2 separate regions of the Homo sapiens genome follow, and region 1 is linked to region 2. Evidence: chromatin loops called from intact Hi-C (ENCODE). Cell type or tissue: ovary. All regions are shown on one strand. Links, peaks and the distances in the headings refer to the core of each region. The heading gives the core; the rest is flanking DNA. Region 1 overlaps SHANK2 (SH3 and multiple ankyrin repeat domains 2). Region 2 overlaps SHANK2 (SH3 and multiple ankyrin repeat domains 2).

Region 1 (6,878 bases), core at 852-5,851, 280 kb before region 2:
CCATGGATGGTTCCAGTTAGAGAGTTTTGTCAGAGAGCTCTCATTTTAGGAAATCAGATATCATAAAAAGGTATGACTTTAGAGAAATGAGGAAGGTACTTCCCAGCCCCAGCTCGTTGCAAAATAAACACCAAAGAAATTTCAGTACTCAGGAAACTAATTTAATATGAATCTTGGTAATTACGCGAGGTAATTTTCATTAAAATGTTCACACTGATGTCACCGGTGAGATTTCATTTGAGTAACTTGCGTGGTCTACAGAGTAAAAATGTATTTGAAAATGTCCCAGCTCTTTTATTCCTTAATCCTCCAAGGGTGGCCTCCCCATGTGAATTCTTCCCCCCTCTAAGTCCATACTCTTCTGACAGAGTCTTAGGAATGTATATAAATAACAACCTTTGTCTGTGCCCATTTTCTGACATTATTCACCAAAATTCACCTTCTGGGGTTTCAATTTTTATAATCCATGAACAGCATGAAAATTTCAGTTGGGGGTTTTGGTGTTAGGTTAATTCTGTATCTGTTCTGTTCTTTTATAGACTTTTTTTTTCCTAATGAGTTTATCTTAGCAACTGCCAGGACTCCCCCAAATGCCATCACTTGCTATGAAGAGTATGCATACCTCCCCCAGTTACAAGGGTCAGAAAAAGAGAATTGGCTGCATTGTCGGGGCGGGGAAGCTGGGCGTGAGGCAGTCGGCTGTGGGAGGCAGCGTTTCCGTGACTGGGGGCCCTGTGATGTCTCCTCCACATGGGTAGGGAGAGCCGTGGCCTCTCCTGGGGTGCCCCAGGAAGCTGGGGGCTCTGCGGCTGCTTTCTGCTGGCTGTGTCTGTTTGAGATTTTGGCTCTCACACCAATACAGTCTTCCAACACGTAATCTCTGTAAATGAAAGATAATCGCTCTCTGAGACTGTGGGCTCATCAGCCCTTTGCAAGGTCTTTTAATCCACCCGCCCAGCCCCCTCCAATGACAGGCAGTTCCCGGATCACCCGGAAGCCCTCTGGGCCAGTCGTATCTTTGTAAGCCTCCATGCAAACACTCAGTGATCTACAAGGTTTTTTTTAGTCTCTGCCGGTCCAGAGGGAGGGCACCAACATGGTTTTCCCTCAAGACCAACAAAACAGACTCGGTGACCTGTCCCAGGGATGAGGTTTTTCTCGTGGGTGGTGGCTGTGGATCCCAGGCCAAGCCCCTCGAGGGGCTCTGGAAGGAGAGATGTCCACGGAGAGTGCCGTCAGCTTTTTCCGTTCCTTGTCTCTCCCCGGCCAGCCTGGGTGGCGTTCATGGATCCGTGTGCTTTGAGAAATTAGGAGTGGGATGAAAGTGCTGGCTGAGGAGCCCCGGCTGCTTAGCAGGGCATCTTCAATGACAGAAAGGCTTCACAGAGGAACCAGATCAGAGCAGGTGTGACACCGCGACCTCCCCAATGTACCACCTCCAGGTTCTTACCGACAGCAGGCACTGACGTCCAAGTGTGTCAAGTCCAAGTATCCAACCTCAGGACGCTTTGCGCAGCTCTGTGCGGCTCCCCAGGCTTGGCTCTAGCTCTGTCTCCAGGGCTGCCCTGTGTCCTGGGGAGGTGGGGAAGGTGCGCCGGGTCACAACTGTCTCCCGTGAGCTCTGCCAGCACCCTCCATCCCCCATGAGCTCTGCCAGCACCTCCTCTGCCCTCAGGAGCTCCATCAACGCCACCTCTGTCCTGTGAGCCCTGCCAATGCCATCTTTGTCTTCAATGAAACCTGCCAGCACCACATGTGTCCCTTGTGAGCGCTGCCAGCACCACCTCTGTCCTTGGGAGCTGTCAATACCACCTCTGTACCTGTGAGCTCTGCTAGTGCCACCTTTGTCCTCAGTGAAATCTACCAGCACCACCTTTGTCCTCATGTGCTTTGCCAGTGCCACCTCTGTCCCCCAGGAGCTCTGTCAACGCCACCTCTGTCCCTCATGAACTCGGCCACCGCCACCTCTGCCCCCCATGAATGCTGCCAACGCCACCTCTGTCCCCCATGAACGCTGCCAACGCCACCTCTGTCCCTCATGAGCTCTACTAACACCACCTCTGTCCCTCATGAGTTCTGCCAGCGCCACCTCTGTCCCTCATGAGTTCTGCCAATGCCACCTCTGTCCCCCGTGAATGCTGCCAACGCCACCTCTGTCCCCCGTGAACGCTGCCAACGCCACCTCTGTCCCCCGTGAACGCTGCCAGCGCCACCTCTGTCCCTCATGAACTCTGCCAGCGCCACCTCTGTCCCTCATGAGTTCTGCCAATGCCACCTCTGTCCCCCGTGAACTCTGCCAACGCCACCTCTGTCCCCTATGACCTCTGCCAATGACACCTCTGTCCCCCGAGTTCTGCCAACGCCACCTCTGTCCCCTATGAACTCTGCCAGTGCCACCTCTGTCCCCCATGAGTTCTGCCAACACCACCTCTGTCCCCCATTAACTCTGCCACCGCCACCTCTGTCCCCCATGAACTCTGCCAGCGCCACCTCTGTCCCCCGTGAACTCTGCCAGCGCCACCTCTGTCCCCCGTGAACTCTGCCAGCGCCACCTCTGTCCCCCGTGAGCTCTGCCAGCGCCACCTCTGTCCCCCGTGAGCTCTGCCAGCGCCACCTCTGTCCCCCGTGAGCTCTGCCAGCGCCACCTCTGTCCCCCGTGAGCTCTGCCAGCGCCACCTCTGTCCCCCGTGAGCTCTGCCAGCGCCACCTCTGTCCCCCGTGGGCTCTGCCAACGCCACCTGTCCCCCATGAACTCTGCCAACATCACCTCTGTCCCCCATGGGCTCTGCCAGCGCCACCTCTGTCCCCCGTGACCTCTGCCAGTGCCACCTCTGTCCCCCGTGACCTCTGCCAGTGCCACCTCTGTCCCCCGTGACCTCTGCCAGTGCCACCTCTGCCCCCCGTGACCTCTGCCAACGCCACCTCTGACCCCCATGAGCTCTGCCAGCGCCACCTCTGTCCCCTATGAGCTCTGCCAGCGCCACCTCTGTCCCCCATGACCTCTGCCAGCGCCACCTCTGTCCCCCATGACCTCTGCCAGCGCCACCTCTGTCCCCCATGACCTCTGCCAGCGCCACCTCTGTCCCCCATGGGCTCTGCCAACGCCACCTCTGTCCCCCATGAGCTCTGCCAGTGCCACCTCTGTCCCCCGTGAACTCTGCCAGTGCCACCTCTGTCCCCCGTGAACTCTGCCAGCGCCACCTCTGTCCCCCGTGAACTCTTCCAGCGCCACCTCTGTCCCTCATGAACTCTGCCAACTCCACCTCTGTCCCCTATGAACTCTGCCAGTGCCATCTTTGTCCCTGTGACCTCTGCCAGCACCACCTCTATCCCCCTTGAGTTCTGCCAGCACCATCCATGTCCCCAAGAGCTTCGTCACTGCCACCTGTGTCCTAAACTACTTGTGACGTTCTTCTCCTCTGAGGCATGAAGGTTCCCCCAGACCCAATCCCAGGGAGGACACGTGTTTTCTCTTGCCTTGCAGTTTGTCAGATGGTAGCCCTGGTCCTGTGCAGTGGAAACTTCGGAGCCAAGCGTGGCTTCAGCCTAAGGGCTGAATCCTGTAGCCAGTGAAAAGCTGCTGCAGGCACGATTATCACGGGCCGGGGAGAAGCCCGTGCCTTTGGCCCCCCAGTGATGGTGGTTTCTGCTGTTTCCTGCGGAGCTTGGAGGGCTGCCTTTCAGGAGGTCTTCTTTCTTGGAAAGGGCACTCGCTGTCTTAGGCTCTGGAGCTCTGGGTAAACCAAGGCAGCTGCGGCGTGGCTGCCACCCCTCAAAGCTCCCAGGGGCTGTTGCTGTCATTCTGAGCCCCTGGTCTCATTGAGTGAGGAGAGTGAGGGCCTGGCCCTGTCTAGAGCTTTGTAGGATGCCAGATAAGGGGTGCCCAGCCCCTGCTTCCTCACACAGTCCCCACTTGATGGGAGGGAGGAAGGCACCTTCTTAGTGAGGACTGAGATTGAATCATCCAGCCAGTGGACTCGGAGACTGTATGGTTGGCTCAGGCGTGGCAGAGCGCCACAGACAGGTGGCTTAAACTCCAGATATTGGCCGGGCACGGTGGCTCATGCCTGTAATCTCAGTACTTTGGGTGGCTGAGGCAGGCGGATCACAAGATCGGGAGTTCGAGACCAGCCTGGCCAACATGGTGAAACCTCATCTCTACTAAAAATACAAAAATTAGCAGGCGTGGTGGCGGGCACCTGTAATCCCAGCTACTTGGGAGCCTGAGGCAGGAGAATTGTTTGAGCCTGGGAGGCGGAGGCTGCAGTGAGCCGAGGTCGTGCCACTGCACTGTAGCCTGGGTGACAGGGCGAAACCCTGTCTCAAAAACAACAACAACAACAACAAAACAACCAGATATTTACACCTCCCAGTCCTGGGGACTACAAGTCTGAGATCAGGGCATCGCAGGGCTGGTTCCTCCTGAGGCCTCTCTTGATGGCTTGCAGGTGCCACCTTCTCCCTGTGTCCTCACGGGGTCATCCCTGTGTGTGTGTCTGTGTCCTCATCGCCTCTTCTTATAAGGACCCCAATCCTATGGGATCAGGGCCCCCACTAATGGCCCTCCACCCAGATGATCTCTGTAAAGACCTTACCTGCAAATATTGGCACATTTTGAAAACTGGGGTTTAGGACGTCAACACACGAACTTGGGGGACACAGTTCAGCCCACCCCAGAGGCTCAACTTAGGTTGTGGGGAGGAGGCATCTTGCGGCAGGCAGCTCAGTGCCCTCTCTGCTTTGTGTGATGGGGTGGCCCGTCCTTACACATGCCCAAGCCAGCCGGACGTCTCCCAGGCCAGATGGAAGCTCAGACCCCACGTCCCTTCCATGCGAAGTACTGGCTTGAGCTCCGTGCCGTGGAGATGTTCTCCGTCCCCAGCCTGTCTCTCTGCTTCCATGTCAGGGGTGAGTTCTGGGCCTGGTGGAGTCCAGCTGGGGTCTCGGCCCAGAACTCACAGCTCCCCTCTGCTGGGCTCGCATGGGGGCTTGGACGCACGCAGGCCTGCACCTCCCTAGGGTCCCCACCCAGCTGACCACGACACAGATGCACTCACCGGCCTCTCTCCATGTCCTTCTCCCCAGTGCCCTTCCGAGAGGCCCCGGCGTACTCCAACCGCCGGCGGCGGCCCCCCAACACGCTGGCCGCCCCCCGGGTCCTGCTGCGCTCCAACAGTGACAACAACCTCAATGCCAGCGCTCCCGACTGGGCCGTCTGCTCCACGGCCACCTCGCACCGCAGCCTGTCACCCCAGCTGCTGCAGCAGATGCCCAGCAAGCCCGAGGGGGCCGCGAAGACCATTGGGAGCTACGTGCCCGGGCCCCGCAGCCGGTCCCCATCGCTCAACAGGCTGGGCGGCGCAGGCGAGGACGGCAAGAGGCCGCAGCCTCTCTGGCATGTCGGGTAAGGAGTGGCAGACGCCAAGGGAAGGAAGACCGCCACGTGCTGGGGGTCCCAGCTCCTCCAACTTGGGGTGGCCCAGAAGTTGAGCAGGAAGCCCATTTTATTCCAACCCAGATGTTGAGGAAACTTTCATGCCTGAGTTTTGCTCACTGTCCCTGCTGGCACGGTCTCCCCTTGGGGGGCTGGGGTCACCTTCCCGAGCCTCATGGAGGCACACGATGAAAGCTCGGGGCAGGTGTGCAGGCTGAGCTGAGCATCCTGGGGTGGACTGGGGATACTGCTGGCCTCTCGGGTCCTGTTTCCTTTCCTTGTGTACTGACTTCTTGGTCCTAAGTGAAATGTCAAGAGGGAGAGAGGCAGGGCTGCAAGCCTGGTCAGGGGTGTGTGCCCTCCCGAGGGCCATGTTTGCAAGCCTGCAAACACACCTTATCCAAATTGAGGGTGCACACGTGGGTGGCAGGGAGAAACCCAGCCCAGAGGAGAATGCTGGGGGCCGGAGAGGCCGGCTCAGGGCTCTGGCGTCTGGCTGTCTCAGCAGCTGCAGGGATGGTCTCAGGTAGCGCTAACCCTCAGGGGAGCACTTGCAGGCCTGGGTCCAGCATGGCAGGAGCACAGAGGGCATGTCTGTCAGTCTCTGAAGCAGCCCCAGGTGACAGGAGCCTGTGCCTCGTTCCATTTCCTAGACAAGGACATGGGCAGCATAGGGCAGACTTTGGGAACTGCCTGTGGTCTCCTGCCCAGCACCCCATTCGGCGTCCAACTCCAGGTCTGGGTCTCTCCCCACCCTCCTGCCTCCCAAGCAGCCAGGGGAGCTGGATTTGCACTCAGAGCTCCAACTCCCAAGCAGGTCTCTGCCTTTCTCACGCCACCTCCCAGAATTTTCAGTCGAGGAAGAGACTTCCCAGGGATCAGCTCATTGTCGGGGCCCCAGGTGCTAGGGTTGGTGTCGGTTCCAGCCACGAAAGCTGCACCTGCAGGGGCAGTGGCCGTTGCCACCGATGCCTCCACATTCTCATGGGTACAGCTGCTCCAGGAGTTCACTGTGCTGGCTTCTTTGCTGCAGACGCCTCTATGAGGAGCCCGAGGTCACACAGCCAGAACGTAGCAAGGGCAGGACTCGGCACAGGCCCCTGGCTCTGGCATCTGGTGACTTGGCACTCCCTCAGATTTGGGCCTTGGACCCGTGCTTCCCCGGCCGTTGCCATGTTTTTGGTGATGTCGGCATTCAGTGCTGAGGCCCCTGACCCTCGCCCCCATCCTACATGCTTCCTGTTTCCTCCCTGGCCTCAAAGCCACTCGGGGTCCAGAGCCTGGCTGCGGGGAGTCTTGCAGGCCTGGGTCATGCTCTGTTGCCAGCTAAGGTCAGGGATGTCAGGGAGGAAGACCGCCACCACCCCTGCCCCCAGGGGCTCCACCTGGCAAGCTCCGTGTGAGTTTGAGGAGGGTCAGTGCCTCACGTGGTCCCAGGAGGGGC
Region 2 (6,878 bases), core at 1,328-6,327:
CACAGAATGGAGGGAAATACGTTTGCCGGTTTCTTATAAAGGATATTACAAATGGAGTGATGTGTGGGGTGAGGTACAGGGGAAGGCGTGCAGCTTTGATGCCCTGCCCAGGCACGCCACCCCCAAGGAACCTCCACGTGTTCATCTATTCAGAAACTCCTCCAAACCCTGTCCTTTTGGGGGTTTTATGGAAGTTTCATTACACGGACATGATTGATTCAATCATTGGCCATTGGTGATCGACTCAACCTTCAGCCTCTCTCTCTCCTCCCTGGAGGCTGGAGGGCAGGGCGGAAAATTCCAACCCTCTAATCTTGGGATTGGTTCTTTTGGTAACCAGCCCCCATTCTGAAGCTATCTAGGGACCCCCAGCCACCAGTCATCTCACTAGCATACAAAGACACTCAGCACTCTGGAGGGTCCTGAGATTTTAGGAGCCATGTGTCAGTAGAGGAGAGGAAAACCAAATACCCATTTCACAACGCAGACTGTGTGTGGCTCCTCCGTGCCTTTCTCTAACAGAGCATCCTCTGATCTGAAAGGTGCCCGGCCATCAAACTGCAGTTCCAGTTCCATGAAAAGCACATGCAGTTACCCTGGGGAGCTCAGCCGCCACCCCACGCCAGGCCGGTTGAGGGCTCTGCCTCCTCACCCAGCGCATGCCGCCCCTGCCCTTCTACCCGCCTGCTTGCTCTGTTCAAGTTCTCATTTGTGGGATTGGTCAGCGGTCCCGGGGGGGCCCCCTTCCTGCTGAGATCTCCAGATGGGGGGACAGTCAGCCCTTGAGATACTAGAGAAATCCCCTGGGAACATTTCCTGCCTCTCTTCATGGCAGTGGGGAAACTGAGGCTATGGTGCCCGGGAGTTAGGAGGCCCATTGGAAACCCCGCCAGGGTACAGGCAGGAAGCTGCGTGATCAGGTTGTCTTGTGAAAATGCTTCTTTGGGAACCAGCTTCCAGGAGTAGCCACTCAGGCCCACATGACTTCTGAGTCGTTTGCCAACCTTCCTGGGCTGTTGGGTTTGTGCTCCAGGAAGGACCTGATGGTTAGAGTGGAGGTGTTGGAGAGAGTCCCAGAGCCCTGCCCAGTGAGGGTCAGGAGGCTATGGCCGTGTCCCATAAGCAGGGCTGAGCACAGCCCACATGCACCTCCAGGGGCTGTGCTGCAAACGACACACATGGATTTTCTCACAGTTCGGAGGCCAGAATTCCAAAATCAAGGTGTGGGCAAAGCCATGAGCCCCCTCTAGGCTCTAGGGGAGGGTCCTTCCTTGCCTCCTCCAGCTCTGGGGCTCCCGGTATTCCTTGGCTGCTAGCCACATGGTGCCAACCTGTGTCTCTGTCGTCACACAGCCTCATCCTCCTCTCTCTTCTCATCCCTCATAAGGGCACCCGTCACTGGATTCAGGGCCCACTTCAGTAACCGAGGATGATCTCATCTCGAAATCCTTAACTTAATTATATCTACAAAGAGGCTGTTTCCAAATAAGGTCACATTGGCAGGTGCCAGGGGTTAAAGGCATGGACATATCTTTCGAGGGCCACCGGTCAGCTCACTATGTAGTCTGTTTTTGTAACTTCTCTGCAATAACTCAACCATGCCATGCAGCAGCCACTCAGCATTTGCCCAGGCACTACTGGGCACTCAGTGGCCCGTGCACAGAGGAGTAGCGTGGATCCTGGGCAGTAAACCCCCTCTAGCCACTGTCACGGGGTGTGCAGAAGCTTCTGAGTGAGGAGCTCTCTGGTTTGCATGGGTCCTGCTCTGTGCCAGCTGCCACGAGAACTGCAGGCTGCCTTCCAAGATGGCTGCCCTCAGCCTTAGGGCAGGGTCAGCCCCGGCATTGGTGGCACCTGGGACTCAGCAATTCTCTGTTGTGGGGGACTGTCCTGTGCTTTGTAGGATGTATAGCAGCTTCCTTGGTCTCCACCCACAAGATGCCAGTAGCAACACAAGTTGTTGTCACAACCAAAAATATCTCCCAACATGGCTGAATGTGTTTTGTGGGGGGCACCGTTTCCCCCGCTTGAAAACCACTGCCTTAGGCCATAAACCGGGCTCTCAGAGCCAAGTTGGACACCAGGCTCCACGCCCCACATCTGTCAGTGCCTGCTGGCCTCACCCCTGCCTGCCCAGAGGTCTCTGGTGAGGCCCACAGTCACCTACACATCTAGTCATCACTCACCGTGTCCTAGCTGGCTCGTGCCTGCCAGCCCACCTGCTACCTGCAGAGGTGACTGGCCAGGAGGGCACGCCAGGAAGCTGCCCAGCCAGCACAGCCAGCTGTCCATTTTCTTGATGAAGCCAAGGATGGTTGGTGGGGGGCCGGTGGCTATTCCTACTGTTCCCGCCAGGCTGATGAGTAGGGAAGGCTTAGAGGTGCAGCCAGGCTGACGGAAGGACAGGTGTTCTCAGGTGAAAGGGCCAGCTTAAGTGTCCATCACCGGTGCAGGAGGAAGGCAAATGTGGTGTATCCCGATCAGGGAGCATCGTTCCATCTTAGGCAGGAGGGAAAACCGACACTGGCTACAAAGGCCTCCTATGGAGGACCCTTGAGGATATTATGCCAAGTGAAATAAGCCAGTCACGGGAGACAAGCTCAGCACTGAACCATCCCAGTCATACGAAGCTTCTAGAGTAGCGAAGTCCATGGAGACAGAAAGTTGGAGGGTGAGTGCCAGGGGCTGGGGAAGGAGATGGGGAGTTAGTGGTTCACAGGGACAGGCTCAGTTTGGGAAGATGAGAATGTTCTGGACATTGTGTGTTCAGTGACACTGAATTCTGCGCTAACAGGTTAGCGTGCTGAGTTTTATATCTGAGTTTTTTTTTTTTTTTTTTTGAGTCTTACTCTTTCGCCCAGGCTGGAGTGCAGTGGCGTGATTTCAGCTCACTGCAACCTCTGCCTCAGCCTCCCGAGTGGCTGGGCGTTGCAGGCGCCCGCCACCACACCCGGCTAATTTTTGTATTTTTAGTAGAGATGGGGCTTCACCATGTTGGGCAGGTTGGAAGTTTTATGTTATATGGATTTTACCGCAGTACAGTTAAAAATTAAAACTATAAAGATGCAGCCCTGGGTGGGGCTGACGGGGTGGGTTTCAAGGCCTCCATGGAGTCAGCTCACCCCCCGTCGCTAATCGTGAAGCTGCGGCCATGGGTATCGTGTGTGTGTCAGGCTGGACATGAGACTCCCAGGCTCCCGCGGGCAGGGAGGAGGTGGTAGGATGAGAATGGTCCTCATCACTCCGACTCCGCAGGAGAGAGGAGCCCCAGCCTGCCTTCATCACCTCGACTCCACAGGAGGGAGGGGCCCCAGCCTGCCTGGGTTTCTCAGACGCCGTCCCCTTGACCTGCCCGTGGGCGCCCCGCTTGCTGGTTCTGTTCTCCTTCTTGCAGAGATGGGTGAGCCCTGGCCCCTGCTCTTGGGGACACTGGCCTGGGGGAGGCATGTGAGATGAGACAAGCATGCCCATAACTCACGGCTGTGGAATGAATCGTGTTCCCCTGGATTCTTACGTTGAAGCCCTAACCCCCATTACCTCAGAGTGAGGTCTTGCTTGGAAATTGGGACATTGCGATGTGACTGGTTAAGATGGGGTCACAAGGGTAGGGCAGCCCCTGATCTACTGGCCCACTTCCTTGTAAGAAGAGGGAGGTTTGGGCGCAGACAGGCACACAGTGGGAAGGCCAGGCGAAGATGGAGGCAGAGGGGGGTGATGCTCCTCCAAGCCAGGGACACCAAGGCTTGCCAGCCACCACCAGGGGCACAAAAATGCTTGGAACAGAAACTGCCTCGCAGTCCCCAGAGGAACCCACCCTGCCCACACCTTGATCTTGGACTTCACCTCCAGGACTGTAGGAACATGAACGTCTGTGGTTAAAGCACCCAGGCCCTCTGCTACGGCCCCCCCGGGAGAGAAGCGCACTCCCTGGAAACCCCAGCCTGCTGGGTCATGGCTCATCCCAGCTGAACGAGGAGAGGGTGGACATGGGTCAGCGCCCAGATTACATCCTGGTCCCCACAGCAGAGTCTGGGCAGGGAGAAGCTGGGTAGATAAGAGCGCCGGAGTTGCCGCCAGCCTGTGGTGCTGTCTGTGATTGCTCATCCACTCATGAGTGAGCGTGGTGAGTATGGTGAGTGAGCGTGGCGAGTGAGCGTGGTGAGCGTGGCGAGTGAGCGTGGTGAGCGTGGCGAGTGAGCTTTCTGTGTGCCCTAAACCCCCCAGACCGCGGTGTCACAGCACCTTTCCCCCGCAGATCTGTTGGGCACCCCGACTCGGAGTCTGGCCCCCATTTGGGATGGAATGTTCTAAAATGTTCTTCATTTACTCTACTTTCTTTAAATGGAGAACATCATTTAATGTCTCCAGTCCATCCAAGGCTGTCCTGCCAGCTGCGTTTGGGCACCAGGTCATGCCAGGCCCGCGTGTGGCACAGCCTGCTCTCTGTGGCACTGGCATTCGGTGCTGTTGCATCCTGGGGTCGGCCGTGCACGCTCTGCCATCCGGCCTCTCCCTCTGTGTGCATGGGCCTGCCTCTGCAGCCCTTCTTCCTTGTCTGATTTCCTGATCCTGATCCTCTGTGTGCCGCAGATCCAGTTAGCCACCCTGTTAGAACTCTGCATAAGGTAAAAGTAAACCCGTACATCGGCCCCGAGCGAGAGGCAGAGTAGTTCTGCAAGCCTAGTGCCTGGGTGCCAGGCTTGTGGCGGCCGACGGGGTAACCCAGGAGGCTTCCTAGCCCACGTCCTCTTCTAGGCTGCATCTCAGTAGCCAAGGCTAATGGAGGGGTGGTTGATGGTGAGGCTGGGGGTGCCCCTGAGACAGCACTCAGGGCTGCCCCCAACACTCAGCCCTCCCCACCGTCTGTGCGTGCCTCCCGCCCCACCCAGTGCTTTCTCTGTGTGGAATGGGGCTGTTCCCTGGAGGCTCTGCCCCGGGGGCTGTTCTGCCCCCTGGCTGGTGGATCTTATCTCCCCCTGGAGCAGGCAGAGCCCCAGGGAACCAGCACAGACTCCACCACTGACGGAGCAAGAGTGACAGCCACCTCCTCCTCCATGCATTTCCTGCAGCAGACAGGTTAGCCCCACGTTATCCTGCTCCTTCCTCCTGACCAGAGCTTTACTCTGACCAAGGGCCAGGACACTGCATGGGACAGTGGGAGCCACCTCCTTAGCACTGGCTCAGGGGAGGACGCATCCCCAGAATACCATATGAGCCATGTGCCACCTGTGATTTTGCCCCATCCAGAGCCTGGCACAGAGGCCTAGCGTGCAGTCCACAAGAGGCCTGGCAAGCAGTGTCCACTCCACTGTGCATCCTTGGCCAAGCCCCTCGGGACAAAGGCGGTGGCCTCAGATCCCCTGGTCCCTCCGGGTCACTGTCGGCTAATTCTGGGGGAAGGACTGGCAAGGCTGTTTGGAAGAGGTCAGCGCCCGGGGACTCCGTGTGGGCTGCTGGCTATGTCCACAGGCAGGGCTGCAGGAGCCCCCGGGTGGGGTGACTCAGCTTTCTGGCCTTACCCAGGCCTCAGGCTGGGGAGGTGACAGTGACCGCCTGAATCCCCACTGGTCTCTGCCCCTCATCTCCACCGCTCGCTACTGCCCCGTGGGTGTGCTGGGCCCAGGATGGTCACGAGTGTTCAAGGGTAACGCCCCTCTGCAAGTGAGTGAGCTACTTTGAGATCACTGTTTTGTGACACTCATGGGGTCTCTCGCTGCCCTCTCAATGTAAATCCAGCTAGGGCAGGTGACTGGCCAGAGAGTTCCTCAGGGCACGTGCCCCATAAAATGCCTCCTGGAAGACCCCCCACGGGCCTCTGTGACCTGCTGCAGGGTTGACGTCGGCTACACCAGGCCTGGCCCCGCACACACGGTCCCTGTTGCCAGCAGAATGTCGAGGGTCCCCTCCGCAGAGCTGACTCGTGCCTCTGCAGGACTGAGCCAGGGCCCAGCCGCCTATTTCTTCACTTTGTTGGGTGTGTTTGAGTGGCCTGGGCTTGCCACAAGTGGCTACAAACGGGGCAGCTTCAAGCAAGGGGAATGTGTTCCCCTACAGTCCTGGGAGCCAGAAGTCAGACAGCAGCCTCACAGGGCTGCAGCCAGGTGTGGCAGGGCCCCGTGCCATCCCAAGACTCCGGGGAGGAGGCCTCCTGCCACTTCTAGCTTCTGGGGGCTCCCAGCGTTCCTTGGCTTGGCTGCATCCTGTCTCTGACTTCATCTCCACATGCCCTCTCCCAGCTGTGTGTCTCCTCCTCTTCTGTCTCTTACGAGAACACGTGTCATTGGATTTTAAACCACCATAAATCCCGGGTCATATTCTGTTGAGAAACATAATTACATTTGCAAAGACTTTTTCCAAATAAAGTCATATTCACAGGTTCCGGGGACTAGGACATATCTTTTGGGGGCTGCCATGCTGGCCCTGGGGGCTTCTTTCCTAATGAGCATCCTGGGGGGAGGTTTCCCTCCTCCGCTTCTCAGGCCTAAATTCTGGAGGGGCTGTTGGGGACACCCCTGCAGGGGACTCTGAGAGGGGGGCGCTCAGGGAACTTGGCAGATCCTTTCAAACTAGGATCTCAGTGTTTGGGAGGCCCTGAGGGAGCAAAAGGAGCATGGGCAGACCGTGCCCCCACCCCTCCCCAGCCTCATCTGGGGAACCCTCTTCTAGCTGACGTACGACACAAAGCCCAACACTCAACACGGCTCAGAAAATGCTGTTTATTTCCTGGAGTAAGAAGGGTCCTCTGCTCTGTCCTCACCCCATGGTTCTCTCCTTCACCAAGAGACACTGGGCTGGGATGAGCTCAGACCAGCCATGTACCACAGCTCTTGGAGAATGGGCACCCATGCAGTGGAACACTACTTGGCCATAAAAAGGAA

The links. Hi-C counts contacts between places; a loop is a spot of excess contacts. Peaks named below come from ENCODE experiments on the same cell type or tissue, not always from the same donor. Only the 100,000 strongest peaks of a DNase experiment are listed, where the experiment ranks them.
Region 1: it touches region 2 in a loop (4-fold over the local background); 1 of 110 quality-filtered maps calls a loop at or near these places.

Annotation. Positions count from the first base shown.
Region 1 is chr11:70,818,890-70,825,767 of GRCh38, reverse strand. SHANK2 (SH3 and multiple ankyrin repeat domains 2) reads left to right here. Exons shown (of 26, transcript NM_012309.5): 12 at 5,086-5,404. Among named protein-coding and RNA genes, the nearest start is that of SHANK2-AS3, 40 kb to the left of the region's middle. In ovary, for the core only: no CTCF peak of the experiment used is centred there; no DNase peak of the experiment used is centred there.
Region 2 is chr11:70,536,805-70,543,682 of GRCh38, reverse strand. The region is part of intron 17 of SHANK2 (SH3 and multiple ankyrin repeat domains 2); the gene reads left to right. Among named protein-coding and RNA genes, the nearest start is that of SHANK2-AS1, 86 kb to the left of the region's middle. RefSeq lists enhancers at 3,930-4,547, 4,548-5,167. In ovary, for the core only: no CTCF peak of the experiment used is centred there; DNase peaks (open chromatin) are centred at 3,292 and 5,392.